2 separate regions of the Homo sapiens genome follow, and region 1 is linked to region 2. A link is a loop called in an ENCODE intact Hi-C map of the cell type or tissue named here. Cell type or tissue: heart left ventricle. All regions are shown on one strand. Each heading gives the region's core, and the rest is flanking DNA. Links, peaks and the distances in the headings are about the cores only.

What was found. Peaks named below come from ENCODE experiments on the same cell type or tissue, not always from the same donor. Only the 100,000 strongest peaks of a DNase experiment are listed, where the experiment ranks them.
Region 1: a loop joins it to region 2, with 2.3 times the contacts of the local background. A loop is called at or near these places in 6 of 110 quality-filtered maps.

Annotation. Positions count from the first base shown.
Region 1 is chr6:134,714,389-134,730,971 of GRCh38, forward strand. The region is part of intron 3 of LOC101928277 (a long non-coding RNA gene); the gene reads right to left. Among named protein-coding and RNA genes, the nearest start is that of LINC03002, 180 kb to the left of the region's middle. In heart left ventricle, for the core only: no CTCF peak of the experiment used is centred there; no DNase peak of the experiment used is centred there; H3K27ac peaks cover 2,029 bases.
Region 2 is chr6:134,523,478-134,540,060 of GRCh38, forward strand. LINC03002 (long intergenic non-protein coding RNA 3002) reads right to left here and starts at 16,528. Exons shown (of 3, transcript NR_125856.1): 1 at 16,422-16,528; 2 at 7,361-7,587; 3 at 1,841-2,066. RefSeq lists enhancers at 10,679-11,878, 13,432-14,631. In heart left ventricle, for the core only: no CTCF peak of the experiment used is centred there; a DNase peak (open chromatin) is centred at 7,524; H3K27ac peaks cover 2,307 bases.

The DNA.
Region 1 (16,583 bases), core at 5,634-13,633, 190 kb after region 2:
CCTACTCATGGACACCTGTTGCAACTTGAATCGCAACCAGTACTTGCAAAACAATGCATATATGTGAACAACTAAGTGTAGCCACTGGCCCTGCCTTACTAATATAGAAGGAGATTACAACTCCACCTGCTGCCCCTGATATTTTAGGTGTCTCTGGAAGCAGAGGAAGAAATGGAAAAACGACATAGGTAGTAAGAAATGTTCGTGGCGGCAAATCCACATGGATCTGCAGCAACCTCAATTCTTGCTTCCTCAGAAGAAAGAATTCGACTAAGGGGCATAAGGCAGAGGGAGAGCCTGAAGCAAGTTTTAGAGGAGGAGTGAAAGTTTATTAAAAAGTTTTTAGCAGGAATGAAAGGAAGTAAAGTACCTGGAAGAGGGCCAAATGAGCAACTTGAGAGATTCAAGTGTGTGGTTTAGCCTTTGACTTGGGGTTTAATATGTTGGCAAGCTTCCAGAGGTTGCGTCTCTTCTCCAGTGAGCCTTCCTTGGAGTGGGCTGTCCGCATGCGTAGTGGCCTGCCAGCACTTGGGAGGGGCCGCATGCGCAGTATGTTTACTAGAGTTGTGCACATACTCACTTGAGGAATTCTTCCTTCACCAGCGGAATGTTCCCATAGGACGGTCATATGCCACTTAGGAAACTCTCCCATTTTGCCTCCTAGTGCGCATGCATGAGCCCACTTGGCCAACTCCTGAGATCTTGTCAGGAAGCTGCCAATCACCAACTTTAGATGTTTTGTTAATCTAGGGAGACTGCCTTTCCCCTGGCACTGGCTGCAACCAATTATTAGGTTGGTGCAAAAGTAATTGCCGTTACTTCCAGTGGCAAAAACAGCAATTACTTTTGCACCAACCTAATATTATTTTAGAGAGACAGTTTAACAAGCACCTGACCACCACATGATGATTGCCTGACATTCCTGGTGGCGGGGGAACCTCTGTGCCCTACTCATGTTTAACTATCTATCGTAACGGAAACAAGAGTACAACCATAGAGGAAAAAAATAAGGAAAGAGACTGCTAGAAAATAGCCAGAAAATTCTCATTTTCCCACCTAAAATAACAGATGCCTATAAAACTCTTCTTATTACAACAATACATAGCAGGGAGCATATGCAAGAGTGGGAAACGTAGGAGAAATTCCCCTCTGAAACCCCTTATACTGGAAAACTGGGCTTCAACGATTGAACTTGGAGAAACAGACATATCTCTGTAATTAATGTAATTCAGTTTTTTCCCAATGGTCTTTGTTGATAATATAGTCCAATCAGTGGTATTTTCCCCAACTGGCAAAAAGACTCAGGCCCTTTACGTATCACCTGGCTATTTTGGGAGTTTCTAGGAGTACATGATCAAATCTGGTTGGAAAATTGGTAAGTTACTGAATTGGGATGTACTTCTTTCTTCTATTCCTAATCAGAGCCCTGTCATCTGTGTACCGCAGGGTAACATTACCACCCTTACTGGGTACTTTATATTGTCAGGCCCTGCTGCTTTTTCTCCTGCATTCTGTCTGATTCAACACACACTGCTCTCACTTCCACTGGATCTTGAAGGACGAGTGTTAAACTTGGTTTGCATTAAAGTGAAAGAAAACATTTCTCTCTCTCTCTCTCAATGTCAAAAATCAATGTTTAGAACTCTTAGGAGGAACTATCAGTCAATGATTTTTAGACTTTGGAGCAGGAAATAACATATGAAACACACAACATGTTAACTTTTAAAAGCAAAAAAACAAGCTGCACAAATTCGACCTCATTAAAATTAAGGCGTTACAATTAAGAAATTTGTCAACAGACACCTTAAATAGAATGGACAAATTATAAACTGAAAGAAGCCATTTGAAAGATACACAACCAACTAGGATTTGTTCAAAAAAAAAATATATATATATATAAAAGTTCAATAAGTCAATAAAGAAACCAATAGAAAAATAGACAAAAAACATGAACAATCATTTCACAGAAGAAGAATCATATATGGGCAATAAACACATGAATTCACGTTCAATCTCAGTGATCAGGAATTATAAATTAATGCAACAATGAAGTACTATTGTGTACCCATTTGGTTGGCAACAATTGAAGAGTCTGATAATATCTCATGTTGGAAAAGATGTATATCCACAAGGCATTTCACAAAGTTGCTGGTAGGAGTAAAAATTGGTAAAACTATTTAGACTATTTTAGCATTAGCTCCTGAAGTTGAACACTCACATAACCCTTTGATCCAGCAATTTCATTGAGCATAAGCATATACTCAATTTCTCTTTAGTATAAGCATATACTCAAGAGAAAGTCTGCATGTGTTCACCAGGAGATATATATATATGAGTGTTCATGGTTCACAATCATGGAAACCTGTGTATTAGTCTGTTTTCATGCTGCTATAAAGAACTGCCCAAGACTGGGTAATTTCTAAATGAAAGAGGCTTAATTGACTCACAGTTCATCATGGCTCACGCCTGTAATCCCAGCACTTTGGGAGGCTGAGGCGGGTGGATCACCTGAGGTCAGGAGTTTGAGACCAGCCTGGCCAACATGGTGAAACCCCGTCTCTACTGAAAAATACAAAAATTAGCCTGGCGTGGTGGCATGCGCCTATAGTCCCAGCTACTCGGGAGGCTGAGGCATGAGAATCACTTGAACCCAGGAGGCAGAGGTTGCAGTGAGCCGAGATCACATCATTGCACTCCAGCCTGGGTGACAGAGCAAGACTATGTCTCAAAAAAAAAAAAAAAAAAAATCACATATTTTTCTTTTGTTTTTTTTTTTTTTTTGAGACAGAGTTTTACTTTTGTCACCCAGGCTGGAGTGCAGTGGCACGATCTCAGCTCACTGCAAGTTCCACTTTCCGGGTTCAAGCGATTCTCCTGCCTCAGCCTTTCAAGTAGCTGGGATTACAGGAGCCTGCCACCACACCCGGCTAATTTTTTGTATGTTTAGTAGAGACCGGGTTTCACCATGTTGAGCAGGCTGGTCTCGAACTCCTGAGCTCAGGTGATCCGCCCGACTCGGCCTCCCAAAGTGCTGAGATTACAGGCGTGAGCCACTGCGCGGGGCCCAATTCATATTTTTTAATAAACATATAAAGTTTCTAAAGTTTCTGAATTTTCTTAAATTTACATTGTCAAATGTAACAACCTTCCCTTTGGGGTTTCTTTTCTTACAAATCTTATTTCATAACAAGATCAAATAAATAAGAACCTATCTTTTCTGTCAGTTGCTTCATGATTTCTTTTTAGTGTATAACTATTTTACCCATCTTGATTTATTTTGGTATATGGTATTAAATGGAAATCTAGTGAGGTTTTTATTCAAATAAATAACCAATTTTTCTGACATCATTTACTGGATATTCTCTTTCCAATGTGATTTGTGGTATCACCTTGATATATACTATATAATCTTTTATACTATGATCTATTTCTGGGACATCTTGATTCACTGAGCAGTCTATACTCCTGTCAGCACCACACTGATTTAGGTGACTCACATTTGTAATCCCAGCACTTTGGGAGGCTGAGGAGAGTGGATCACCTGGGGTCAGGAGTTACCAGCCTGGCCAACATGGTGAAACCCTGTCTCTACTAAAAAAAATACAAAACTTAGCTGGGCGTGGTGGTGGGTGCCTGTAATCCCAGCTACTAGGGAGGCTGAGGCAGGAGAATTGATTGAACCTGGGAGGTGGAGGTTGCAGTGAGCTGAGATTGTGCTACTGCACTCCAGCCTGGGCGACAGAGCGAGACTCTGTCTCAAAATAATAATAAATAAATAAATAAATAAATAAATAAATAAAATAGCTTTAAAATACAATTTCATATGTAGAAAGTTCTTCCTCTCCTCCTACATTACTTTCTTTTTTCAGAAGGTGCTTTTCCATTTATTCTTCCAGATGAGACCTGTTCTTCAGTTTAAATTAGTCCTCTGGAGAATATCAGATACAAATAAGAAAGAAATTCAAAATACAGGTTAAGATACCATAAAATTTATATCCATGTCATATTTGCAAGCCGAACTATCCATTTTATTTAGAAATGTTTCCTCCTTTATTTGGATATACAATGGAATTAATTATTCATTATTGATTTATACTAAAATGGATTATCTCTTAACTATGTTAACAAAGTAGCACAGCATGCCTGGATAAAAATATTACCAGAACTTTATTTTAGTTAGTATCTATGGCTTCTTCCCTCTTAAACTTTTCACCAGAGCTATCAGGAAAAAAGCCAAAGAGAAAGTTTCAATTTTTTTCTCTTTTTTTTTTTAACCTTCTTTTGCAGAGTTGACAACAAATCCCCAAATCAGTTGATGATACAGCCAGTGGCCTGTCAGTCCTGTATAATCCTCCTACTGAAAAATATCCCCTAAAAAAGTCCACAGCAGAAACTTTATTTAATTAATTAATTTATTTATTTGTTTGTTTCTTTTTTGAGACAGAATCTCGCTCTGTCACCCAGGCTGGAGTGCAGTGGCGCAATCTCTGCTCTCTGCAACTTCCTCCTCCTGGATTCAAGCAATTCTCCTGCCTCAGCCTCCCGAGTAGCTGGGATTACAGGCGCCTATCAGCACGCCCAGCTAATTTTTGTATTTTTAGTAGAGACAGGGTTTCGCCATGTTGGCCGGGTTGGTCTCGAACTCCTGACCTCAGGTGATCCGCCCATCTCAGCCTCCCAAAGTGCTGAGATTACAGGCGTGAGCCACTGCGCCCGGGCAGAGCAGAAACTTTAAAGCCACCTATGAAGTATTTATTTATATTCTTTTCTTTGGAATTAAAGAAATCCCAAATATAAGAATAGGTTTTAGAGCTTCCATTGCAAATTCATTGCCAAGGGTAAAATATGATGGAGTAGTTTAAAAGGAACATCTAGTCAACTAGCCATTCTCTCCTCCAGGGAAGGAATTTCTTCTACAACACCTCGTGGCCAATAGACGTTTTTCTTCTACACAAACACTTTTAGTAACATGTGACTTTCTAGCCAACACCCAGCTGTTGGAGTGAAAAATCTAAAAATAGAAATTATTCAACAAAATCACTCCAAATTTGCTTAAATGCAAATAACCTGAGATGCTCTGTAATCCAAAACAACAGCTCCGGAAATAATTGCTGATACGTTTATTGATGCTGCAATATTGGGAGTTCCAAGGTAGAACCCTGTGGAAGAGAAGAAACTCAACCATCACCAGTCAATACTAGCAAACATATAAGCGGCACAGGCTACAAGTAAAGCTCTGAACAAGACACGAACTTGAAAGAAGCCAATGCCAGAAGCCTTGCTCTTGAGATGCTTACAGCCTGAGTGGTCAGGGCACACACACACTAACCCAAGGTCACACAACATTGATGCTAAACAAGTACCAGAAGAAATAAATCTTCACTCCATGTTTTGTGAACCCATTCATTTGTGGTTCCATTTTGCCTCCTACTCTTGTTTCCTTTTGCCTGGATGTTCTGAGCTTTTTATTTGTTTAGCCTTGCTGGATTATATGCATCTTATTCAGCAATTTAGAGATAAGGTGGAGGCACTACTCCGCAGTACAGCAAAGTAGTTAGGAGCTGAGATACAGCTTATCCACCAGTTTCTATAAAATGCCCATTCTGGCTCAGGGTCAACTGAGTTGGCCCTAGCCAACTGCTATGCCTTCTGAAAGTCACCACTCACTGACATCAGACTGCTTAGCTGCATCATATTCGCCTGGCAAATACTAATCTCATCACTCAAAATTCAGTTCCAAAAAACTGCACTGGGACTGAAGCAGGACTCTTTGTGCAAAAATAAACCAGGCATTTCAAAACATTTGAAATCAAATAGATGAAAATGTTGCAATATTACTTTTCAGACATTTGCTTTGTCTAATTTGCTTTTCATTCACTAGTTTACATTTTCTAAAAGGACTTGTATTTTTATGATGTGCATGACTTCCACACTGCCCACAATCAATGTCAAATGAAAGACCTAACTTGTTACCTAGTCCTCTGCCTACTAAAACAGTGCTGTCTAATCAGGCATCTCTCTGCGGAAACAGGCCTTCCTACAGCAGGAAGCAGAGGAAAGAGGACTGGAGACAGCAATCCCAGCGGCTTTTTTGCCAGAAAGGACAAAATGGCTCTTCTGGCAACTCCTGACTCAGGAAATCGCTGAATTAAGTAGTCAATCTGCAGAGTAATTTAGCATGTCATCTGCTTCCTGGCAACAGATATTTGGAAGCATTTTTATTTTAATTCATCTCTGTCATCATCAGGGTTATAGCTGCTTCTCTCTGAGGACCTCAAGGTCAGAGATGTGGGACCTCAAGGTCAGAGATTTTTCTGTAGTTCTTATAGAGCCAGTTCTTTGAGCTTCTTCCTGCCCTGTCTAGGCCCCAGTAGGCTCACTTCTCCTTTGATTTTGGTCAGGTCAAGCAAACCCCTGTCATCAGAGCTAAATATAAGTTGTATGTAAGTGGGTGGAGGCCCTTGCAGTGGGTTCCCTGGAAAATACACTTGTAAGTGTACAAAAGAATGAAGGTGCAATTGCCTGCCCAGGAGTTGCAGAAGCATCATTGTCTGTGGGAGACAGGAAAGGAATTAAGAGGTCAGCAACTCAGGCTCTCATTCCTGCTTCATCACGGACTTTCTGTGTAATGTTGCACAAATAATTTTCCTTCCCACTCCTCCACTTCTCTATTTTAGGCGTGAACAAACATCAGTCATCTTCCTCACTTGCAGACATTAAAGAGAGTTAATATGAGCATGTTACAAACAAATAGCCCTAACTTCACACATTGAGGAGACCAGTAAACACATGCTGTGGGTGATCCTTCTTTATGTGGATAGAGCAATTTCTTAAAGCTGGTGAACATATGTGTCCACAAAATCCCTAAAAGGAATGTGTGTAAAATAGATGTACCAGGACCATGCAATTCTTATTGTACAAATGCATTTGCAGATTGTTACTATTTGGGAATAACGATGGCCTAATCCAGGTGAGGGTAATAATACATCAGGAAGGTAATAATTTTTATCTGGGGCAGAGGTCACTTTGCTCCTGTCTTAACAGGGGCTCTCTATGGCTTCGGCAAGAGGGCCCAAAAATGCATGTCCTGACATTGCAAATGGCAAAACAGAGATCTCAACCAAATATTCATGAAGCACTGTGTTTGGAGTCTCCCAGCATCGAGCCCCATATCTTCAAGAAAAATCTAAACTAAGCTTTTTACATACCTTTATTGCCTTTGACCCTCACAGCAACTCTGTTAAGTCAACAGAATTATCCCAATTTCACAGATAATGAAAATGAAGCTTAAGAAGGCCAAATAATATTTCCATAGATCATATAGGCATTGAGGGGTGGGACTGGGATTTTTAATCTGTCTGATCCCAAAGTCCGTCCTCTCACCCGGTTTCCATTAGATGATGCTATCTTCCATGCACTGTATCTTTTATGCTCTATATGCCTAAGTTTTCTAATCTATAAAATGGGAATAATAATACCTAACTAATGAAAATCAAGAGATTACCTATATGAGGGCATTTTACAGAAATGTAAATTGTTATTCTAATAGTAATTCCACGTTCATCTCTTCCACTGTCAGCCTCATTATTATAAACACATGTGAAAAGTTTATACTAGGCCAGTTATATGGACCTTGCTTGGCACATAACTGAAATGTAACTTTACATTTCATTGACTTTAAGGAATTTACATATTTTAACCCAGTTCAACTATATTTTGAGGTGCTGCATCTCAGGAGTTCTTGTAGATATCTAATTCCACATTAATCATTGATCTACCTTTATATTATTGCTTCAAAAGTCTTATTTAAAAATTCACATATTTTTAAGCACTGTCATATTCTTTACGAAAAACCTTGCATGGAAATCAGATGGTAGCTAAGTAAATGTGACTTCAAATTCATGGATAAATATCAAAACAGGAGACTAATGGAATACATAGAGAGATCTGTTCATGCCCTGACTTTCTTCTAATTGTCTGTAATCCTGACCTTCCCAGTAGACAGAGAGGAATAATATACTCAGAACTTGCCCTGCCCTTCAGGAAACATGGGTAAAACCTAAATAAAGATTGTTTGTGTATGATTATAAACAATTTGCTATTCAAATTCAATAATGGCACTCGGTAGGCAAACTATCCTAAAAACTTTCCTATTAACAACTAAATTCCAAAGTTTAGCATTGCAAAACCACATAATTTGAATACATTTTTGAACCATCTGATGGAAAATTATATTGATTCCACATGTGTAGAGCTTGTAAGTAGCTCAGTAATTCCTTCACTCTTTTCAGACACAAAGTAACGGCCTCTTTAACGGCCTCTTTTTCTTTCCCTCATAGAAAAGTAGGCTATTTTTCCAGGGTCGGGAGAATGTGGAGGAGGGAGGGCTATAATGAAAGTATGTAATTCACTCAGGACTTGTGGGGCAGTATTAGAGATTATGGAAAGATTTGCTTCACAGAATACAGTTCCTGTGGAGAAAAAAGAGTCCCACTACATCAGGAATTAGCACACAGCCATACAACAAGCTGAACTTTTTGTTATTTTAAAAAATCTTCGAGTTATACTGTATGCTTTTCTAATACTGATAGAAAACAGTTTCAGCAAAGTGCACTAAATAAATAGAACAGTGCCTTACCTTTAAAAAAAAAATCTATATTCAGGAGCTATTCTCCTTCACATTTTGAAATTCTTTAGCTGGAGAAATGCTGGGTCATGAGACACAGGGTCATAGCATCTGGGTTTGATCCAGACTTTGTGATCTCTAAATCATCTTATGCCTTTGAATACATTCCAGCACCACTGACTCTACCATGTATTTTCTAACGTATGGGTTCCCGCCACCCATGCTCTGGGACTGAGTTAATAATGGTACTTACAGGGTTGTTGGGAGGATGAATCCAGTATGCCTAATATGTAAAGCACAGAACCTTGCCAGAATGTAATAAATGTCAGGTAAACATTCACTTTTAGTTTTGCTGTTATTATTGCTTAGATAGTGGTTGCTAAATAATGGAACCTTCCATTTCAATGTCAGTGCCATATCATTTAAAGGTAATCAGAGTGGAACTAATTACATAGCCTCCTGAGATATGAACACACAAATATCTTCAAAATCTCTTTCATTTACTCTCTAGCATCTGAGCTCATGTGCTATCATAAATCAGTTTAATTTCCTTTATTAAGAAAGGCTAGTGGACAGCCCCAGTGTGGAAACATTCCCTACAGGCTCCCTAGGTACTATGAGTAGATGAGGTCACTGGAGAGTTTAATAAGTCAACCTTGTAAAACCCCTGAAGATGAAAAAAGTATATGACAAAGGGCTACAGATCTTCTCTCTGTCCTTGAGGCTCCTCCACGCTTGTGAAAACACTTTCTGTAACAGATACTTAAATATTATTCACACTGTAAACAAAAATCTTTTGAAATTGTTTTAATTAGGCTTGGGGTGTTTTTTTTTTTTTTCATCTTGAGATGGAAACAGAGAGATTTCTGTTCAAAGAAATTATTGTTCCCCTTCAGAAGTCATGGGAAGTACAAGGTCAACTGATGAAAAAACAACAGCCCTAGTCTCAGGGTTTTCTAAGCCTTATTCCTTAGACAAGATACTTAGCATAAAATTTTACTGACACTGAACCAGGTTTAATTTCAGAAAGTAATCATCCATATACAAACGTTGTTTCAGCAGGTTTTCTTGCTCAATTGAAATTCACTCCACAACTATTCGACTCTCTCTGAAGGACCAAAAATCCAAGCACCTGATATGTAAAACAAATGCTTACTAAGGGCCAGGCACTGTTCCAGGTGTTTTATTATATTACATAATTTAATCTTCACAACAGTTCTATGAATGTCATTATTATCTCCATTTTATAGGTGAGGAAGAAATAAAACACCTTAAATAACTTGCTCCAAATTACACAAAGATAGTACATGATGGAGTTAGTATTTAAACCCAAAATGTCTAGCTCCAGAGTCTTTAATGTTAACCACTCAGTGGTATTTTCTCTTTTTATTTTCTAAAATGAAAGTTAATATCTTCAAAATTGGGGACATCACATGGCATGCTTCCACTATAATAAAATTTTTAATGTCTCCCTTTAGAATGCAATTGAAGGTAATCATGTATCCCAGGAGCCTAACTTATTAACTTAACAAGCTATGAGTCCAAGACCTTTCTGTGTCTACATCACATCAGTCAATCCACAAATGTTTATTTTCAGATGTTTTAAATGTTTCAGAGAACATTGCTTAGTCTAGCCTTTTCTTTGCAACAAATATTTTTCACTAGGGTAACGGCTACCATCAGTTACACAGGTACACTTTTAAAGGCATTTGATGCTGGCTTTTACAGACGCAGTGGAGTTAAATGAGTTAACTTTTACACTGTCGCCTTCTCCTTCAGAGTTTTAGTACTGTAACTCGGTGACTTCAAACATATTGCTATTTATACACAAGGAAGTTATGTTGCTCAATCTATAATTATTTTTGCAGAAACTCTAAGTACAATAGACAGCTGCAGGGGTGTCAAACTAATGATTAATTTATAATACATAATAGAAAATATTTATTGGTGAATAGTTTTTATCAAATGTTGAAAATAACCTGCCTGACTATTTATAGGCACCAGCATCCCCTACTTACTTCAGAGGTTAGGGCTTCCCTTTCAGTTGCTATAAACACAGCTTCCTCCCAAGACTCTGTTTATATGTCTGCTTGTCAACCCCGCGCCAGACACTGGCGCTCCCTTTTTTTACCGTCACTGCACCCTCATCCTGTTTATAGGACAGGGAGGATGACCACGGATGCAGAATTATTTTAACTCACCAAAGTCTTGGAGAAACTAGCCAATATTGTTTGTTTTAAGATGACTCATTCTTCAATTGAGTCTTTAACTTAATATTGCTTTTCCAACATCTAGTCACATAAAATGCATTGGCCTAAGCAAACGTGCTACCATTATTTTAAGACAAATTATACCAAGCCTGGATACCAAGAGTCACAAAGCTCCCTTGATGTCCTCGAAGAATAATTTACACTATAAACTAGGGGCAAAAGACCCTTTTATTTTTCCCAGTGAGTCTTGTTCGAATTGCCTGTGGAGTATTTTTCTTTAAAGAAATTAGTACCTGCTTGGGCCCCACACCAGATCAATTAAACCAGGATTTCTTTTTAAAAGCTTCCCTTTGATTCTACTGTGCAACAAGGATTATAAACCACTTCTCAAATGTCATTATTTATTGCAAACCACTAAACAAATGGGTTAGGTATGATTGAATCAAATAGATGCAGTGCTGCTTTTTACCAAAACCTTCCCAACAGTGTTGATGTCATGAAATGGCCACACTGGTTGAATATAGAATGCAGTCCTCAGGCATAGAGGACTGCATTGTTTTCAGCTCACCCTCACTGTAGCCTAGACTCTTTAAAGAATGAGGTAAACATGCTAAAGGTTAGCTTCCAGAGCCTCGTTAGCATAAACAAGAAATTAGGTTTTGATCCTGATGATGAAATTCCAGTTAAAGGAAAGAATTAGGACACCCTCTTGAAGTTAAAGGCAACTCCCTCTACAGATCAAAAGGCAACCTTGAAAAGAAATTATATAATGTCTTCAGTGTAAGTAAGACAGGGCTGATCAGTTATTAGAGCTCAGAGGTCTTGTCTCTCGGGATGCCTTCCACCCACCCTTGAGTATAAAACAAGGATCTTTAATGAAGCACACTGCAGCTGAAAATCAACTCAATTCAATACCGAGAAAGAGCAAGGCAGCCCTCAACAGCGAGTGCTGGTCTGGTGCTCACAGCTAGCCCTGGTGCCCTCCTGTTGGATGCAAATAGTTTCACAGAACATCAACACTAGACAAGGCCACTCCATGACCGTGATGGATCAGGACAAAAACAAGACGACTCCATAATAACATCTAAACCACAAAAGCATGAACCTTGTCGGAGCAACAAAAATGACCCAAATTCCCCTATCCTAATGAATCTGAGTGACAGCTGCTGTTTTACCAATCACAGCTTTAGCGTCATTCTAGTTGTCCTTCCTTCTAGATGTGTTAAAATATCCAAACACAGAATCAACTGCACTTCCTAGAACTGTTCAATCCAGAGCAAAGCCTCATTTTCTAAAACTCTCCCTCAAGTCACCTAACACAAGCTCAAATCGTACAATTAGTCATTCCCAACATCCTCCATAGCTCACACGGTATGTGTTCTCCCTCATTGCAAGGAGTCATGAATTGACCTTGCTTAAGTACAGGTGTGTTCCTCGTGGTCTCCATCTGAAGGGCATTGGCAATGTTTTCATTAAACATCTAGTATATGCCCACTTCAAGAATAAAAACATATAAGATATACCTTAGTATTCAAAGTTTTCAAATGGGTTGGGAAGATATCAAAGGAGTGGACCATAATCACATAATCAAGGCTATGTGTGTACACTGGCAGGGAGATGTTAGGCATTCTTGGAAATTGTTAGGAAAGTAAGACAAAAGCTGTGCTTTGAGAGGGGGACAGAATTAGAAGGAAGGAGAGGAACACAGGGAATGGTATTACACTCGGTACCGTTTCACAATTTAGGGACCTAGATTTATATCTCCTCCTGGTTCAACAGTTTTATCTGCTAGCATTTTACCCCATATTTTTCTTGGGAGTGAATAATTTTGGTTGAAGAAAGGCATCTAATATAGTCTTCTAACTTTTCAAATTCTTCTTCCATGTTCTGAAGAGAGAGAAATGATGTCCAGCCCATTGTTTAGCCAAGTCCTGGAAACACAGTACAGGAATAAAATAATGTCTGTGTTCTCAGATTGTACTGGATTCATGACACATAGAATAAAAAAAAATAATACATGAAAAGGTCACTGTTGACGTCATCTAGGGAGATGCATATAGTGTTTGATTATTCAGTTGACTAGTGAATTAGGCCAATGAAATAATCCCATTACCAACTGCAGTTGTGTGAACAGTTTTGTTCCTCTTTCTCCCTCTGTCTTCCATTCTAGGGATTAATTGGTTTAGATGATCTGTCAAACAATACATCCTTGTGTTTCTCAAACAAATAAAATCTGCATATTTTACATATTCGGACACCACTTTATCCTTTCTGCAATTCAGTGGATTTTTTAAAAAATTAAGTTATGGAAATGTCTCTTTTTTTTTCCTTCAAATGAAGCTTCATGGCAACCATGATGGGAAACACAGTAAAACATGCTCTGGTTGAAGCAGGGTAGGGTGGGAAGACCCAAAGTCACTCTCCCACCCCACCTCGGTGCTCTGGAAGCTCTCTGAGAAGTTTCTAGGACTTCAAAGAACACAGTGCTAAAGGAGTTGTTCTGCTCAACCATCTCCATAGCTCAAGGCTATGGTGTCTATACTTGCATGTCAAATTGGTGTCTCAAACTTTCATACCTACAGAAGAACATCTGTCCATCCTGCTCGTCTCCCTAGCCCCAGCATCCCTGCTTTCAGTAAATAACACTATCCTAGCATCCCCATGGGTATTAGGACCCAAGACCCTGAAGCAGAGAAAATTTGGAAGACCACAAGTCAAGAGCCTCTACTATGTCATATGATTTGTTATGACAGTGTTATCAAATTGATTTTCATCTCAATCTTTCTGGTAAAACTTCAGGTGATGGAGTTGCCTAAAGCCAAAGTAAAGCAGTATATGAAATCCCCTCTTAAAATAATGATGAGATTTTGGCGCAATTATGCTTCTTTTAGGGTAGAGAGACAGTAAGGAGAATCTCAAAGATGCTATGAAGAAAACAATAAACTTTAAAGTGTGCATTTTTAAAACCAAGTGTCTCCTTTTCTAAAAGTAATTTTTCTCAAAAGTAAATGCTGAATTTACTTCAAATTGGTTGGTCCATCAAAGCCCAAAAGAACGAGAATAATGTTCTAAAACACAAGCATTTTCTTTTTAAAATGTTTTTAATTTTTAATTTTTATGGGTACATAGCAAGTATATACATTTATGGGGGATATGGGATATTTTGATACAGGCACATAATGTGCAATAATTACATCAGGGTAAATGGGGTATCCATCACCTCAAACATTTATCCTTTGTGTTATGAAAAATCCAGTTCTACTCTTTTAATTATTTTTAAATGTACGATTAAATTATTATTGACTATAGTCACTCTGTTGTGCTATCAACTACTAGATCTTATATACACTTTCTTTTCATCAGTACCATTTCAAGCCTAGGATAATTATTTTGGCCAAATAACAATAGCAGCAGATATCATTTGTTATTATTCTCCCCATTTACAGGGAAAGAAAATGAGACTTAAATATTTTCATTGTCTTGCCCAAGCCCAAACAGCCAGTAAGGAACATGACCCCTGGCCATCTGTGGCACCATCACCTATGCAAATCATATTCTCTTTGGTTCCCCTCTGGTTTGAGCCTCTTTGATCTGTACCTATTTGATCAGCTCTTACTTCTCAGTCCCTTTGGGAAAGCTACAGAAAATTGCTATTTTTCCTGTATTGTTTCTTTGTATTTCTAATCTCCTTCCAAAGATTTGGCCAGTTACAAGAAATTGGCAAGTTACAAAGAAATAAACCCCAGATGAATCCCACAAAACATGTATCCTTCAAGTTGTTTGCTCTACTATTCCAGAAAAAAAGGCCCGGTGCAGTGGCTCATGCCTGTAATCCCAGCACTTTGGGAGGCCGAGGCAGGCAGATCACCTGAGGTTAGGAGTTTGAGACCAGCCTGGCCAATGTGGTGAAACCCTGTCTCTAATAAAAATACAAAAAAAAAAAAAAAAAAAAATAGCCTGGCGTGGTGGTGGACGCCTGTAATCCCAGCTGCTCAGGAGGCTCAGGCAGGAGAATTGCTTGAACCTGGGAGGCGGAGGTCGAGGTGAGCCAAGATCACGCCATTGCACTCCAGCCTGGGGGACAAGAGAGAAACTCCATCTCAAAATAAAAAAAGAGGAATAATAGTGGTCTAGCATAGCATGCTGGTTTAAAGGATTTAACGTCATGTCAAACAGATATTTTCTCAGCCAGTTCTTAAAGAAATTTCTGTGTGGTAACAGGAGGGACATTGAACTGCTGTTCCCTTACTCAACACTCACTGTGCAGGAGCATTTCTGGGGATGCATTCCCACTCAGTGGTGGCCTGATTTACATTTCTATATGAGGATATCTTGGAGTATTAGATAAAAGAAAGGATAAACCACTTTGGTTCCAGCAGAGTGAGTGAGTGAGGAAATAGTTGAATCACGTCAAATTGCTAGTTTTTTTTTTTTTCTACTGAATTCAACCATCTATGGGTTTAACTTCTCTAAATCTGTTCCTGTGCATAGCCACAGCCATATTTAGGAATCCAATCCACTTTTCATTTTGAGGCTCCTGATTCCTGATTCATCTCAGTCCACATACCCTGGCAGGAATCCACTTAACACACACAGGCCGTGCTGCAAATGGTGCTTAGTAAATTAGATGTTTGGAGTGCCAAACACACTTTCCCCATACAAATTGAGTTACAGATGGTGGTTCGTTATCCAGTCCAGATACCAAATGGCTGTGTAGACAAAATCCAGGTGAACGATGATCTTAAGAGACTGATAGATGCTAAGCTTTCTTTCTAACAGTTTCTAAGGAAAAGAGAATCAGAGGTGAGGGCCTGGAGCACATCTCCCACCTTGCTGACACAGAGACCTCTGCTTCTCAGCGTGCTGGGGCTCCGGGGTACTGGTGGGAGCTTTGCCAGCGGAGACGACATGCTTCTCTGAGGTTTCTGAACTCGGCGACAAGCAGCAGCAGTCTGTCCCCCCAGGGCTGATAGGCACCACAGGTGTGATGCTCACTCCAGAGCCAGGCAGGAGGGGGCGGTGAAGGGAGATGCTGCGGTATGTGACCATTCTCCAGCTGCTCAGTGTGCTAAAGACTGCAGGGGAGAGAGGCCACCTCAAATCAGGTCACAATTCTGTCCTTGAGGAGGAGGGGATGCAGAATATCAGTAGGCAAACAGCAGTCTCCAACCCCACATGTGTAATTACAAAAAGATTAACTCAAATCTAGATGTCATTCAGAAGGCAACACAAGTCCTAGAATAAGAAAATTCAACATAAACGTTTGCTCCCGAAAGCATATAGCTTTAAGAATCAAGGCCGGGCACGGTGGCTCATGCCTGTAATCCCAGCACTTTGGGAGGCCGAGGTGGGCAGATCATGAGGTCAGGAGATCGAGACCATCCTGGCTAACATGGTGAAACCCTGTCTCTAGTAAAAATACAGAAAATAAGCCAGGCGTGGTGGTGGCCGCCTGTAGTCCCAGCTACTTGGGAGGCTGAGGCAGGGGAATGGGGTGAACCTGGGAGGCGGAGGTTGCAGTGAGCCGAGATTGCACCACTGCACTCTGACCTGGGTGACAGAGCGAGACTCCGTCTCAAAAAAAAAAAAAAAAGAATCAAGAAATGACAACATCCAGTAAACTCCCAAAGTATTACAGATAGTTCCTTTTAGTAGCGGTCAGAAGGGGTGCCAGGGTGTATACCTTTTTGCCATCTCTTGCATTAAGAGAGGCCCTCCGCTTCCACTCTTAATTGACTTGTTTAGGA
Region 2 (16,583 bases), core at 4,387-12,386:
TTGTTTCTTAAAGGCCCACAGTTACAATATCAGAGGCCCGAGTGAGATGTTGGTTCCCTGGAAGAGTTAGCAAATGAGCTATGAATACCTTATTAATAGTAGCTTACCAAATAATTAACAAAGGCAGGTGGAGTCAAAACTCACATATAAATAAGTCACTTGGAGTACATTGTGATTGCTGAGAATGAAGATCTACTATACGGCTTACTCCAGTGAAAGTATATATTATATGAATGTAATTTCAGAGACCCTTTTTCTAAATCAACTATAGAAAAGCTAACTCTCTTTTCTTCTACTTTTTACATCACAATTAAAAGGAGACCCCATTCCTTTGGTTCTAGAAGTATGTTACAAGAACAAGAGCAAGAGTCTGTTGGCTTTTTGCTTAGCACCGGTATTCCTTTTGTGTCTCTCAAACTTGGCACGTGAGTAAGTCATTGAAGATTGAGTGTGTTATAGAAAGAAAAACCACACTTGAGTTTGAACCTGCAGCTTCAAGGAACAAAACAAATGTTGGCCTAAGAAAAAAAAATAGCGAGTTACTCAGTGTCCAAATGAATCTGCTGTTTTAGGGGGAAACACCTTGAAAGAGGTAAAGGGTAATTTCTTCACATGAGAACCACAGTACCTGGCAAGGTATCTGAGTGAACCAGGCTGTGGTGAAATGTTTTTCTCCTGAAGCATTTCATCACACCACTCTGACTTGCTACAATGACTGCCTGGACATGCTGACTCCAGTGAGTTCCAGGCATCAGTAGGGTCTGAAAATATAAGCAAAGGAAAACACTTCACAGATGTGGGTTATTTCAGAAAATTGAAGAGAAGGAGGGAGATTAGGGGTCCTAAGCAAAGCATTAATATTATGAGTCAGACATACCTGCAGTTCCCAGATGCTTTGCAGATTCATTTTGTGCCATGCAGCACACATCTTCTTCCTCTTTTACTCTTGCAGATTCTCCTGTTGATCCTCTTCCCTCCCACTTGGAAATTTTACTTCTGCTGGATTTTAAAGCTTTGATTCTTTTTTTTTTTTTTTTTTTTTTGTGGTGGAGTCTTACTCTGTTGTCAAGGCTAGAGTGCAGTGATGCAATCTCAGCTCACTACAACCTCCTCCTCCTGGGTTCAAGTGATTCTCCTGCCTCAGCCTCCCAAGTAGCTGTAGCTGGGATTACAGGGCCCGCCACCATGCCCGGCTAATTTTTGTATTTTTAATGGAGACGGGGTTTCACCATGTTGGCCAGGCTGGTCTCGAACTCCTGACCTCAAGTGATCTGTCCGCCTCGGCCTCCCAAAGTGCTGGAATTACAGATGTGAGCCACCACGCCTAGCCTAAAGCTTTGATTCTAAAGCAGGCTGCTCTGGCCTGGGTATATTGGCTTGATCACAATGGTTCCCTAGACATGGACTAAGCAAATTAGCAAATGAGATATACCTGGTGTAAGCCACCTTTCAGTGAAGAGACTAATTGGGAGTGAATGGGTCCTACATTCTTTATATCAGAACTCTTCTTGGTTCAAATTTGCCAAATGGTTGGCTACCTCTTAATTATATTTGACCTCAGAAAGCCAACCATACATCTATACTTCAGAGAAAGACAAAGAGTAAAAGAAAAGTAATCCAAGTGTCGGTTGCAGAGAATGGGTGCGGGGAGGAGGGTCTCTGCTTTACATCGTCATTCTGAAACTCAAGATCTTTCCTACTAATGCAGGACTCAGCACACTACAGCTCACAGGTCAAATATAGACAGATTTTGGAAAAGAAGAAAGGTTTTGTACATATTTAAAGGAAAGAAGCTGAAGGAGAAAGAGGAGGAGGAGGGGGAGAAGAAACAGAGACTTTATACAGTCTACAAAGCTTAAAATGTTTATTATCTGACCCTTTACAGGAAAAGTTTGCTGACCCCTCATATGACTCAGCAAATCTCTAGGGCTCTGAAGCACTTCACTGGGTCCCCCATAAGCAAACCTTGGAACAGAAAAAAGTGCTTGAAGGATTTTGTGGGAGGTGTTAGAACCAGGCTTCCAGGAGGCATATGCTTCTGGTAGATAGAACTCAATCACATCTACCTGCAAGGGAAGACAGAAAATAAAGTCAAGCTCTCTGCCCAGGAGGGAAAGGGGTTTGGTTGGTGAAAATGCAGTTGTTACAGGGCACCCAAGGTTAACTGCTAGGAGAATTAAATTGGCAGTTGTTGAGAGCTCAAGAGAGCCAGAGCACTTCAGACAAAGGTTATGGAGGTGGCTTCCCAGAAAAGATCAAACTAAGATGGCCAATCAGCAAGAGGGTGGGAAATGCAGGTAAATGGAATGAGATAATCACAGCACAAACATGGGAAATGTAAGGCTTGGCCAGGGAATAACATTTAACAAGGAAAAGGTCCCACTGGGAAGTTCTGGGATATCATCTGCTTAGAAAGAAAGATTGGGTTCAGGTTGTAAAAGGCCTTGAGTGTCAGTTCATATATATGGATACCAACTTTAAAAAAAATAATTTTTTTCGGATTTTTATCTTATTTTATTTATTTTTTACACTTTGGCAGCATTGTCTATGGATCTGGAAACTCTGCATGTTGGGTTTCTTCATAGGTGTCTCTGGATAAAGGCCACCCTCAGAAAATAGGGATACTTGGATCTCAATAAATGAAATAAAATTTTGAAACTTGACTCATCTTTTCTGAGGAAACAAACTTACAAATCATACATTTAAAGAAGTAGATGACAGCATTTATAATTGGTGTAAAGATAATAAAATGAATACTCAGGCTCCTACCAGCAGCGTTAAGTAACAAAACACTGCCAGTATTCGACACCTTTGTGCCCTTCTTGATCACATCTCCTTCTCCCTGCCACTAAGGGCAATACTGAAATTTATGGTACTTGTTCCTTGATTTTCTTTATAGCTTTACTACCTATTTATAGATTCCTGATAATATATTGTTTAATTTTACCTGCTTTGACCTTTGTACAGATGGTACTATATTATACATACTGTTCTGTGATGTGTTTTTGTCCAATGTTATGTTTGTTTGTTTTTTGAGACAGAGTCTCCCTCTGTTGCCCAGGCTGGAGTGCAGTGGCGTGATCTTGGCTCACTGCAAGCTCTGCCTCCTGGGTTCAAGTGATTCTCCTGCCTCAGCCTTCCGAGTAGCTGGGACTACAGGCGCCCACCACCACGCCCAGCTAATTTTGTTTTTGTATTTTTAGTAGAGACGGGGTTTCACCGTGTTAGCCAGGAGGGTCTCAATCTCCTGACTTCGTGATCTGCCCGCCTCGGCCTCCCAAAGTGCTGGGATTACAGGCATGAGCCACCGTGCCCAGCCCCAATGTTATGTTTTTAAGACTCATCCAAGTTGCTGCTTGTAGCTAGCAGCTAATTCATTTATATGGTATTCTGCTATATGTTAACCTACTCTTGATGGTCATGTCTCTTTCTTTTTAAATTGGAAAAAATGTATCTCTTTCAAAAACGTTAAAATAAATACTAAAAAGTCAAAAACAAAACAAAACAAAAACAGGAAATAAGATGCCTGTGAAGAATGCATTGCTTGTGTCTGCAGACTATTTAAAAGTCAAGGTATCTCTCCTTGGAATTTCCTGTTCTAATAGGAGTATAGAGCTTGGCTTATCATGTTCCATTTGATTTGCTATGACATTTATCTGTACTCTTTCTTGGTGGTTTGTTTTTTCAGATTACCAGTTCCTTGCATGTGATTGAAGGGTTCTAGCTGCTTTAGAAACTGCCCCGTCCCCTTGCCTTCACCCTGCCAGTTAAGAACATTCAGGGCACTTTTGTACTCACAGGTCTCAGATTTCCATTTCAGGACATTTGGGCATAGGCCTTCATCAGAGAGTTTCCTCACATATCTCGGGCTGTTGACAACATGACTTGCCTTTTGTAATCCAGTTATTCTGGACATAATGTAAGTGACAGTGATAATTCTATGTTATTCATCTTCCTTGTTAGGCTTTTGTTCTTGAGTCTATTCGTGGCTCAATTTTGTAAATGAAGAAAGCCATTTCTTTTCATGTCTTAAGCCTGGCTGAGAGAACATTTCTCAGCTTCTGTTGACACATCCATTCAACTGTCCACCTAAGAAAGCCTGGAGATACTGATACAGCACCACAAGACATCAGTGCACAGTCCCATGAGAAAACCTCAACTGTTCAAGCCTCACTCTCTAAGATAGTTTTCAAGAGTGTTAACAACTATCTTATTCCTTCTTACAGAAAAGAAGCAAGAAAATTTTTCCAAGAGTGGTAAAACATTTTACCTCTCAAACATTTCTCTAAGTTTCTTTTCCTTTTTGTTGTGTATTTCACAGGCAGGTTTCAATTCTGAATAATGAGCATACGTTTGCCTCTTGAGAACAACCTGAGTTGCAAAAACTCCTTTTTAAGCTTTTCTGCTCAAAGCAATCAACTCTATAAATTATACATCTCTTACTTGATATGCATTTTCTAATAGGTAGTCTAAAGCCATCCCGTATGAATACTCATTTTCACATTAAAGGTGGAAAAAACTTAAAAGCCTTTCTTTTTTTCTATTTTTTTTTTTTTTTTTGCCAAGAGGCAGATATTCTTCTTTTGAAAAGTCTGTTTATTCCTGGTGGGAAGTTTTATTTCTATCTTCAGAAACATCATTTTAAATTTGCGTAATCAGTTCAGCAAACTGCTTCTTATAGTGATAAATAAATATCAAATTAAACTTGCAATTAAAATTTACTAAAAATATAGGTTGCTATAATTTTGTTGGTGATAAAAGTACAGAAGTAGAAATGATTAATGATGATTACTAATTATGCAGCTGTGTTCAGAGCACACAAGTCTATGGAGCTATAGCTTTTTAGCTAAATAACGATGTTATTCCAGGAAAAACCTTTGTATATAATATCTAAATGCAACACATTTCCAGTCAGAACAAACACCCCCATTACCTCATAACGCTTAGCTTGACAAAGAGAACCAGAAAAATAGAATGCTAGAATAATCGTCTCATATCCTCTTTTGCTTATTGTAGTTTTTTTGTTGACTGTTAGATTAGAGTTTCTAAGAAAAAAATGCCATCAATATGAGAAATTATCTGGTATTAATAATAGTGAAGACAGGAGTAGCTTGTTAAAATTCTGGCTTCTTTCTTTCCTAAATTTTGTATATCCTGTCTTGGAATTTCATATTAAAAATAACTTACTGGTGCTGGGCGTGGTGGCTCATGCCTGTAATCCCAGCACTTTGGGAGGCTGAGGTGGGAGGATCGCGAGGTCAGCAGTTCGAGACCGGCCTGGCCAACGTGGTGAAACCCCATCTCTACTAAAAATACAAAAATTAGCCAGGAGTGGTGGCACCCACCTGTAATCCCAGCTACTCGGGAGGCTGAGGTAGGAGAATCGCTTGAACACGGGAGGCAGAGGTTGCAGTGAGCCAAGACCACACCACGGCACTCCAGCCTGGGACAGAGCGAGACTCTGTCTCAAAAAAAAAAAAAAAAAAAAAAAGTAAAAGTAACTTATTGGTAAGGCTAACAAAGTCACTAAAAAATAAAATCACTAAATAATTTTTTTTGTTTGTTTGTTTTTGGTTTTGTTTTATTTTGTTTTAGAGATGGAGTCTTCTGTCACCCAGGCTGGAGTGCAGTGGAGCAATTGTAGCTCACTGTAGCCTCAAACTCCTGGACTTAAGTGATCCTCCTGCCTCAGCCTCTCCAGATGCAAGTCACTGCACCCAGCAGCTTCCTAAATATTTGACTTGTAGACAGAAGACCTGGATTTGATCCTATCATCTATTACTTAAAATAAGAAAACCTACAAATTAGGTAGCCCTCAATTTTTTTAACCACATATTATTTTTGATTAGCACAAAAATCCCATTTTCCCTTCCCTCTTCTTCACTTGTGTAGAAAATCATTATTTTACAAAAAACAATCTTAGAGATAAAACAACAGAGACCTATAGAGGTTATGTGAAATTATAATATCTCAAACTCAGTTCTCTTATATTCTAGTCATGTGTTACTTTCAGTATGCAATCAACAAACAAAACTAGGCTGGGCATGACAGCTCATGCCTATAATCTAGCACTTTGAGAGGCTAAGGCAGAAGGATTGCTTGAGCCCAGGAGTTTGAGACCAGCCCAAGCAGCATAGCAAGACCCTGTCTCTAAAACTAAAACAAAAATAAACACACAAAAAGGAGACAGAGAAAGGCAGAGAGAAAAAGAGGAGAGACAAAGGGAGAAAAAGAAAAAAACAGAGAAAGGGAAGAAAGAAGAAAGATAAAAGAGGGTGTTGTTGTGAATGTTAAGTATGGCATTCCAAGTAGAGAAGAAAATGATAAAGTAGTAGAAAAAATATGGAAATTTGGAAAAAGTTGTCCTCAAACCAGAATAGCTACTGAGACTACCAAATTGTGGCTGTAATTTAGTGGATAATTAACATGAAAAATGTTGGATTAGGGAGATGCATACAATTTTCCTTCACAGAGGTGGCTTGGTGTGATGGAAAAGATAAAAAACAAACAAAAACTCGTCTAGAAATTCAATGCTTCTGTTGGAATTTGGTTCCACCTCTGAAGTGCAGGGTGACCTCGTCCATGTTGTGTAACTTATTTACTCTTCTTTCCTCATATGGGAAATGATGATAGAGTATCCATCAACCTACCCACATCACAGGGTTATCTGAGGAACTGATGATATCACTGTTGTATAAAAGCTTTTTGAAAGTTGTAAAGCACCAAAGCAACATGTAACATATGACCACAAGTAAACCACATGCTGTTCCTTCGCGTGGAAGTTGGAAAGTCAAATGCAAAAGTAAAATGGAGGAGATGGGTTACATCATTTTAAAGAAAAATGCAGCTGATCCCATTAACCACAGCCAGATTTTTAAGACCAACTTTGACATTTTTTGAGTGCTTAATCTTTTTTTTTTTTTTTTTTTGAGACGGAGTCTTGCTCTGTTACCCAGGCTGGAGTGGAGTGGCGTGATCTCAGTTCACTGCAAGCTCCGCCTCCCGGGTTCACGCCATTCTCCCGCCTCAGTCTCCCGAGTAGCTGGGACTACAGGCGCCTGCCACCGCGCCCGGCTAATTTTTTGTATTTTTAGTAGAGACAGGGTTTCACAGTGTTAGCCAGGATGGTCTCGATCTCTTGACCTCGTGATCCGCCCGCCTCAGCCTCCCAAAGTGCTGGGATTACAGGCGTGAGCCACCGTGCCCGGCCAGTGCTTAATCTTAAGCAACAGACCTTACGCAATTTTGTTTTAGTATCATGAACACAAGAATCTGTTTGTTTTTGTTTTTGTTTTGTTGTTGTTGTTGTTTTTGACAAAGTGGTTTGAAGAGGCATTGGGGAAGGAAGCAAGATACTCACAACTGAGGGGACCTCAGCCATTTGCCTCCTTATTTCAGAGCATTGTGAGATGACGGTAAGGAGGAGGGCTCACAAGGGGCTCGTGTCTGCCTCTCCGTCTGCCGCTGAGTGACGAAGAGCAAACTGCAGAGCTGGAGACACAGCAGTATCCCAGAGAACTGGCCTGATGGCTCCTCCTGGGCCACGCACCTCCTGTCAGAGCTGGCCAGTTAGCGTTGGCAGACAACCTAGTTAGGACAAGGACATAGAATCAGAGTGGCTGACACAAGAGAGCTCCTCACTGTGACAGCAACTCAAACTTCTGGGGCTCCAGAAAGGAAATAGATGTTTGGAAACAGATATGACAAAAGGCCTTTCCCTTCAACTGCTCAGCATGTGAGACTGAATTTTGGAAGATTAAAAAAAATAAAATAAAAAGAACCATTGTTCATCCCCTCAGGGCTCAGCAAGTGTTTTATCACATTTTTATGAAATATAGTCTTCGCCGCAGAGCTTTGTTTGCATGAGGGTGTGTCCCATCCATGGGTGGAAAATTTCCATAACTTTTTTCCATTCTGTTCTGTTCCTCCCTCTTTTGTACAGTTTTTCAGGGTCTCTGTCCATTGTGATTCTAACATGGACCAACCCTAAGGACCAATGTTATTTGCTATTTTAAAACTTGAAAGATCAAAATGGCAGGGGAAGAAATCAGAATCCTTTTAGTGCCAATTACTCGCCAAATGTCTGTATGAAGAGCCAACGTGACACCTTTCTTACTTAATTCATCCACCAGTGACATTTGTTAAATGATTATTCAGCCAATACTATGTCAAAGAATACCATATACTTTAAAAAATCCTTTAATTCAGCAAATCAGCTGATATGAGTGATTTTGTTCCTAAAAAGGTTGGTGTGTTTAAATCTCTTTCCCACTTGCAGTCTTCCCTACTGCTGTGTCTGAGGCAGGTGTTGACAGTTGTTATTCTGTGGTAGGAATTTTTAGAAACAACAGCACTGTAGGGTGGACAAATGGCTTCATCAGGAAATCATGCACTGGTTTGAGATAAGCAAGGGTGGATTTGAAAATCACCTTCCCTTTAGTGTCACTTGTACTTTCTCTTCCTTTAGCTGCTCTCTGTTGTGAATTCTGTCCCTGCAAAGCTTGTCACATACTCCTTACATACACCCTCCTTTCTTGCACAGAGCAATGATCTTACCATTTTCTGAGAGAAACTCATAGATTCGTGTATTACGAGACAAAAGTTGACATCAGTCTTCTCTTAGATCGTTTACAGAAACAAAACAAAGAAACAAAAGAAAATTAGTGCTTTCTGCAGAGGAACAGGTACACACACTGGGATGCCCTGCACTTCCTGGACAATCAATTCTGGAAACACTATGGTCACCTACAGCACCACAATGAACTGCATTCCAAGAAGCCTGGAGAGCAAATGCTGAGATGTTCTTTTTGGTACAATGCAAAAGCATATCACATTGCTGTTTGCCCACAGCACACTTTTTAACTTAAAAGTAAATGCTAATACTTTGAAGATTAAATATTAAAAAAAAAACCTCAAACCTAAGCAAATTTTAGTCTCTCTGGAAAAGCAATTGATAAATAATACACTCAAACTGTGACTATATTTTCACACTGTTAAGAATTTATTTATTAAAAAATAATATGTTTCTGGAAACAGCTCCCTTTTGATCATCTCCCCAGAGCTAGAATATACACACAAATTCTATGGAATCAAAGCCTTGTAGGTAAGAAACAATTTTGTTAGATGAATTCTTCAGGAAAGAAGATCATGCCAAGATAGGCCATCTACTTTTAAAAAAAAAAAAAAAAACTGGATTCTCCATCCTATAATAATAGATCATAAGTTGAATCTGTAGTGTGTAATGTGTCAGCTTGGCTAGGATGAACTACATTTCACAGAATTCCTGTTCTTGTATCTTTCCGGGTAAGGTGAGCTATGTGGAGAGGTTCTTGTGGGAGAAAGGAGGGTGGAAGGGAAGCAGCAGCCACATTTCAGCCGCCCCCTAAACACTGTGGCTTATCTGCTGGCTTACTTCCTTGGTGTGGGCAGTGGCCAGGCTTGCAGCTGTTTCATCTTCCCATGTATCCTCCTTCAGCTTTTCTGATTCCTTCTCTGGTAATTAAAAAGTACAAACTGCTCTAGATATAGTGGTAAGACATTTGCACACCAAGGGTAGGAAATAAACCCCACAAATATCAAGTCTGAGGCATGTTGAGGCACCCCACAAATAGAGACCAGAACAAGAGAAGGCTCCGTAAGTCCAGACTGCTCTGCAAGCAGCTCTGCCACTTAGACCACATGATCCAGAAGAGCCAATGGTGCTTGAAATGCCAGTAACAGAAAGAAAGGCTGTTTAAAGCCTTTGCCAGGCTCCTATAGGTACAGCACAGACAAGACCCTTAGAATTTTGGAAGAAAGCCCTGCCATTCTTGATAGGTAATGATTCTTCTTTTATGAAATAGCTTTTATGTTATTACCGGGCCTTGGTAGAGACTGAATGTTTGACGATGGGCTACCAAGTTACCATATGACCTGAGCTGCCCATTACTAGTGTTGTCTGAGTCACCAGGCCATAAAGTTGAGTATGCACAGAAGGACTCTCTGATTAAATGGAAGTGGTAGATACGAAATTGGGCCTCAGCAGGGCCTGAAAGCACAAATACGTTGCATGAGCAAGTGGCCTACATATCCGTGACCCTTACTCCTATTACATTGCCTTCTTTCTCTCAACTTACACCTATGACCCTTGGAGAGCTTCCTATGACAAGCTGATAAAGGGATAAAAATCTTGGGCCTAGTTTGCAGAACTTCAAGCAATGCTCCTGGTCATTCATTTTGCTTCAAAGAATAAATGTCCAGAAGTACAAGTCAACACTAACTCATGGGCTATTTGGTTGTATGGTCAGAGAATTGGAAGGAACATGATTGAGAAATTGGTGACAAGGAAATCTGGTGAAAAGGTAGGTTGATGGACCTCTTCAAATGGGCATAGTATGTAAAAATATCTGTGTTCCATGTGAATGCTCGCCAAAGGGTAAACTCAACAGAGGAGGATTTTATTCATCAGGTGAACAGAATGAGCCATTCTGTGGACATTCGTCACCTTTCTTCCCAACCAACTCCTGTCATTACCCAACTGGAAAATGAAAAAAACAAAAAAAAGGCAATGGTGGCAAAAAATGGCAGTTATGCGTGGGCTCATCGACATGAACTTCTACTTACCAAGGCCTATCTAGCTATAGCCACCACTGAGTGGTGCCAAAACTGAGTGCCTGATCTGTTAACAGCAGAGATTGACAGTGAGCTCCTGACATGGCACCATTCCCAGCTACTAGGCTGATTACATTAGATCACTTCCCTCATGGAAGTGGCAGTGTTTGGCTCTTACTGGAATAGACACTTGTTGTGGATATGCATTTGACTTCCCTGCCCACATGCTCCTGCTAAAACCACTACAAAAACCATGTACAGAATAACTTATTCACTATCACGGTATTTCACACAGCATCACTTTTGACCAACAAATTTGTGTCACAGCAAATGAGGTACAGCAATGGACTCATGCAACCCACTGATCTTACCGTGTTCCCCGTCACCCTGAAGCAGCTGGCTTGATAGAATGGTGGAATGTCCTTTTGGAGACTCATGTATGGTCTTTTAGGATGCAAAGTATGCTCTAGATCAGCATCCAACATATATTTCTGTTTCTTCCTTAGCCAGAACTCATGCGTACGGGGATCAAGGGGTGGAAATAGGACAGGATCTTCTCACTATTATCCCTAGCAGTTCACTAACAAACGATTGCTTCCAGTCCCTGTGACATCAGGCTCGGGTGGTAAAGAGGTCTTAGTTCCAAAAGGAGGAGTTCTTCTGTCAGGGGACATATGATGACTCGGTTGATCTGGAGTGCCACCTGACCGCTTTGACTCATGCCATTGAATCAACAGGCAAAGAAGGCAGTGATTCAATCTAGGCTGCTTCTACACAAAGAGAATCAGGAGCATGTCTTGAAAGCTAAAGTTCTAGGTTTCCTGTTAGTACTACCATATCCTGTGATTAAAGTGAATAGAAAACTACATCAGTTCAACTTAACAAGACTGCTAATGTCCTAGAACATTCAGGAACAAAGATTTGGTTTATATCACCAGGCAAAAACCCAAGACCAGTTAAAGTACTTACTGAGAACAAAGGGAACATGAAGTAGGTAGTGGAAGAATGTAGTTCTAAATACCAGCTGTGGTCATGTGACCAGTGACAGATACAAGTACTGTAATAATTATGAGTATTTCTTCATTTTTATAGGACTATATGCAAACATACATATAAATATATGTATATATATTTCTTTAACCAATTACTTTGTATTTGTCTTCTGTCTCATTCCCTTATCATCTAACATAAAATGTGTTAATACTATTTAACTTAATATCTCAATGTATAAGTTGTAGGATATCAAAGGAGAGGTGAGAATCTGTTGTGAATCTGTTAAAAGAAAAATGAATATCACCCAAAATCATAACAAGAATGTTGGATTCTCTCTTACAGAAAAGTGTATTTTGGTTGTTCTTGGGACAGACATATCATGTTAGAGGCAGGCACAACTTTGTTATTATCTGTAATTGGAAATTAAGTTTGAGTTAAGGAGAGAGTAGGAGGCCAAGTTGTCAAGGTGTGGCTTTGTAAAGAGCGAACCCAACTAGACTGAACTCTGTTTCCCAGAATTCCCTTTTTTGTGTGTTTCTGGTTAGGGTGGGTCACAGGAGAGATTCTCGGGCAAAATTTGGAGAGGGGAGTAAAGCAGCAGCCATTTGCTACCTTATATATGTCTCTTCGCTGCTGGATCACCTCTTGCATGAGACAGCAGCTGGGCCTGCAACTGTTCCACCTTCCCCTGGATGGATCCTCCTGAAGCTTCTCCAACTCCTGGGCCAGGTACACACCTTTACTGAGCTCTGTTATGAAGGGCTCTGCCTCTGAAGGACGTTATACAACCAAGGTTAGAGGCATTCAGAACTGGTGCAAGTTTCAGTCTGTCCTTGTGAGCCCCCACTGTGTCTGGGGTTCTAGCCTGCTCTGGTTCTTCCCCACTTTATATCCATCTTCCTTTCCTGACAACCTGTCATTGGAATTCAAGCTCCAGCATTGGATATGAAGACAACAGCTTTACAGACATGACTTAACCACTTAACCACACCACACTATTATGTAATGTCAAATCCCTGGAACTGTATAAATACATATACATACATACACACAGGCATCCTAGTGTTTTTGCTTCTCTTATTGAAAACTTAATAATACAGTATTTTAGTTGAACGTTAAAAGATTACATTCTTTGAGAAAAACAGCTTTTTGAGGTATAATTGACATACAACAAACTGCACATATTTAAGTTGTACAGTGTGATAAATTTCGACATATGCAGATCCCCTAATCAAGACAGTGAACATATTCATCACCCTCCAAAGTTTGCTTGCTCCCCTTTCTATCCCTCTGTCCTTTCCACTCCTTCCCCATCTCCCCAGACAACCACTGCTGTGCTTTTTCTTCCTCTAGATTAGTTTGCATTTTCCAGAGTTTTATATAAACAGAATCATACTGTATGTACTCTTTTTTTGGTCTGGCTTCTTTCACTCAGCATAATTATTTTGAGATTCCTCTATTCTGTTATGTGCTCATTCTAAAATAGTTTACTCTACAAGGTTAAATTCTTTTTTTTTTTTTTTTTTTTTTTTTTTTTGAGATGGAGTCTCACTCTGTCGCCTGGGCTGGAGTGCAATGGCCTGATCTCAGCTCACTGCAACCTCCGCCTCCTGGGTTCAAGCAATTCTCCTGCCTCAGCCTCCTGGCTAGCTGGAATTACAGGAGCCCGCCACCACGCCTGGCTACTTTTTTGTATTTTTAGTAGAGACGGGATTTCACTATGTTAGCCAGGCTGGTCTCAAACTCCTGACCTCGTGATCCACCCGCCTCGGCCTCCCAAAGTGCTGGGATTACAGGCGTGAGCCGCCACTCCTGGCCCAAGGTTAAATTATTAATAAACAACATTCTGGTTAAGTATAGATCCATCATATGCATTTAGATGCATTGTAACTGGGCATAACTTAGAGAAACCAAAATCCAGACCATCAGAAATAATGCATTAGGAGCATTTCCTTATATCAGGAAGGTCTAGAGATAGTACCATTACATCAGCCTCACCATTAAGTGGTGGGGAAAAAAGCTTCTTTGGAAAGGGTTTCCAAAGGCTGGACTTTACATAAAACAGAGATTTTGGTAAGTGGAGTAGGGCTGGACATCACCATCTCCAGAGGTTAGCCAGGAAACCTAGGGAAGGGATGGCATGCCATCTGCTGAATTTTGAGTGTGGCATCTTCTGAGGGAGTCATGGAATGACATCAGCCTGAATAACCGTGAGTCATTCTTGTTCATACCTTTCCCCAGCACCATCGGCATGTGAATTCAGCAGCCCCAGAGTTTCTCCTTTCATCCAGTTTTGTTCTAGCCCCATTTGCTCTCATATTGCCCCAGATGAGCCAGGAGGGACAGACTGCTCCATAGGGTGCCTGAAAACCTCCAAATATGAGTCATGGAAAGCAACATCATGTAGTTGGCATTTGACTGAAAATCAAGAGGTCTGGATGTTAACCAAGAGCTGCCACTTAATTATAAGCTATGTGACTATGGATAAATCAAATTCTCTCTCTGAATCTCATTTCGTCAACTGTAAACTGAAGGAGTTGGACAAGGTGATCTTGAAAATATCTGCATTCTGTGTAATTAAGAGTGGAGTAACAGGCCAGGCGCGGTGGCTCACACCTGCAATCCCAGCATTTTGGCAGGCTGAGGCGGGCACATCACCCGAGATCAGGAGTTCAAGACCAGCCTGGCCAACATGGTGAAACCCCGTCTCTACAAAACTACAAAAAAAATTAGCCAGGCGTGGTGGCGTGCACCGTAATTCCAGCTACTCCAGAGGCTGAGGTGGAAGAATCGCTTGAACCTGGAAGGCGGAGGTGGCACCATTGCACTCCAGCCTAGGTGACAGAGCAAGACGCCATCTCAACAACAACAACAACAACAACAACAACAACAACAACAAATTAGCTGGGCATGGTGGCGCGTGCCTGTAATCCCAGCTACTCAGGAGGCTGAGGTGGGAGGATCGCTTGAAACCAGGAGGCAGAGGTTGCAGTGAGCTGAGATAGTGCCATTGCACTCCAGCCTGGGCAACAAGAGTGAAACTCCATCTCAAAAAAACAAACAAACAAACAAACAAACAAACAAAAGAGTGGGATAATAAATGCCCAGAGGATTAACAGGTGTAGTCATGCCAAGCACCATGTGGATAGCCTGAATTAAATCCCTACTTGTAAATGTGCTAGGCTATAGCATGGCCATCCATTCATCCATCTGCTCACCCATCCATCCACCTGTCCGTCAATAAATATTCACTAAGCACTTCTATGTGCAGGACATTGTGGTCAGCACTGGAGACAGGAAGATGAATATGGTCTAGCTCCCTTCTTCAAGGTGCTCACAGTTCAGTGAGGGCAGAAACATTTACACATAACTAATTATGCATGATAATTTTAAAATGTATATTTAGAACAGAGATGGTGTTTTGGTAATATCTTGATCCTCAGAACTTTGTACAAAGTTAAAGCAAAATAATTGTTTTTTCTGAATATCAGAATACATGGAACAAACAGCATTTTAGAAAATTCTACAGGGAGATATGGGAAAGAGGGATTTAAAATATTTCTTTAAACTAAAAATAGAACTACCCTTTGACCCAGCAATCCCATTCTGGATATATACCCAAAGGAAAATAAATCATTCTACCAAAATACACCTGCACTCATATGTTTATTACAACGCTAGTCACAAGAGCAAAGACATGGGATCAACCTAGGTGTCCATTAATGGTGGACTGGTCAAAGAAAATGTGATACATACACACCATGGAATACTATGCAACCATAAAAATAAATGGAATCATGTCCTTTGCAGAGATGTGGATGCAGCTGGAGGCCATTATCCTAAGTGAATTAGCGCAGAAGCAGAAAATCAAATATTGCATGTTCTCACAAGTGGGAGCTAAATATTGAGTACACATGGACATAAAGATGAAAACAATAGACACTGGGGACTCCAAAAGTGGGGGAAGAGGGGAGGAAGCAAAGCAAGACTTTAACAGCTGCCTATTGAATACTGTGTTCACTATTTGGGTGATTGTTCGAACAGAAGCCCAAACCTCAGCATCACTCAATACAGCCATGTAACAAAGCTACACATGTACCCCCTCAATCTAAAAAAAATTTCTTTAAGTTCCTTTAGGAAACTCACGGCCCCCCTTTTCCCTGACATGTCTTACCGACAGTTATATATATTTCTATATGTATTCATTACTGCAGCAGACCTTTAGGAAGAGAAAGAGGAAAGAGAAGAAAATTCAAATTCTACTCTCCGTATAACTGAACAAGTAACCATCAATTTTCCCTCTCTGGAAAAGGCCACGAGCTTTCTAGGAAAAGAAGACACTATCTAGAATTAGCCAAATTTAATTAAGTTGATGTTATTAACTTACACTATTATATACAAATGTGATGATTGTAAACTGGAAGTTCATCTTCACGAAGCAAATAAATATTTTTGAGACTTATGTCATCAACACTAAAATGTTTACGTATTAGCATCTACATTCTCCATAGATAGTTTTAAATAATTAAATTTATATTTTTCAAAACACTACTTGATTTTCCTCAGTTTTGTTAGAATCAAATAACTGTTGGTTAAAAGAGAACAATAAACAGCTTATACCAACTGAGAAAACCTGAACATCATTTCTAATTTTTGTTCTTAACTTGTACAGTTGAAGATATTATTAAGGAAACAGAAAATACATATTTTAATGGTTAAACTTAAAATGTTTAACTATTCGGCATCCAGCAAACTGGGTGAAGTTTGCTCTTCTATCTGACTTCCGAGAAGCCAGCAAGCCAGGTCATGTGGCTGGCTGACCTCCCAGCACCACCTACCTCAACTCCATGAGATGCCATCAGATCCCACCCAAAGGAGCCAGTCGTCCCCATGAAACAATGACCAATTCTTACAAGACACAACTGGAGCTCTGTTGCTGTGGCACAGGAAGGCTCGATAAGATCTCCCAGCCACAGCATTCTTTTGTGTCAGCAGACTCA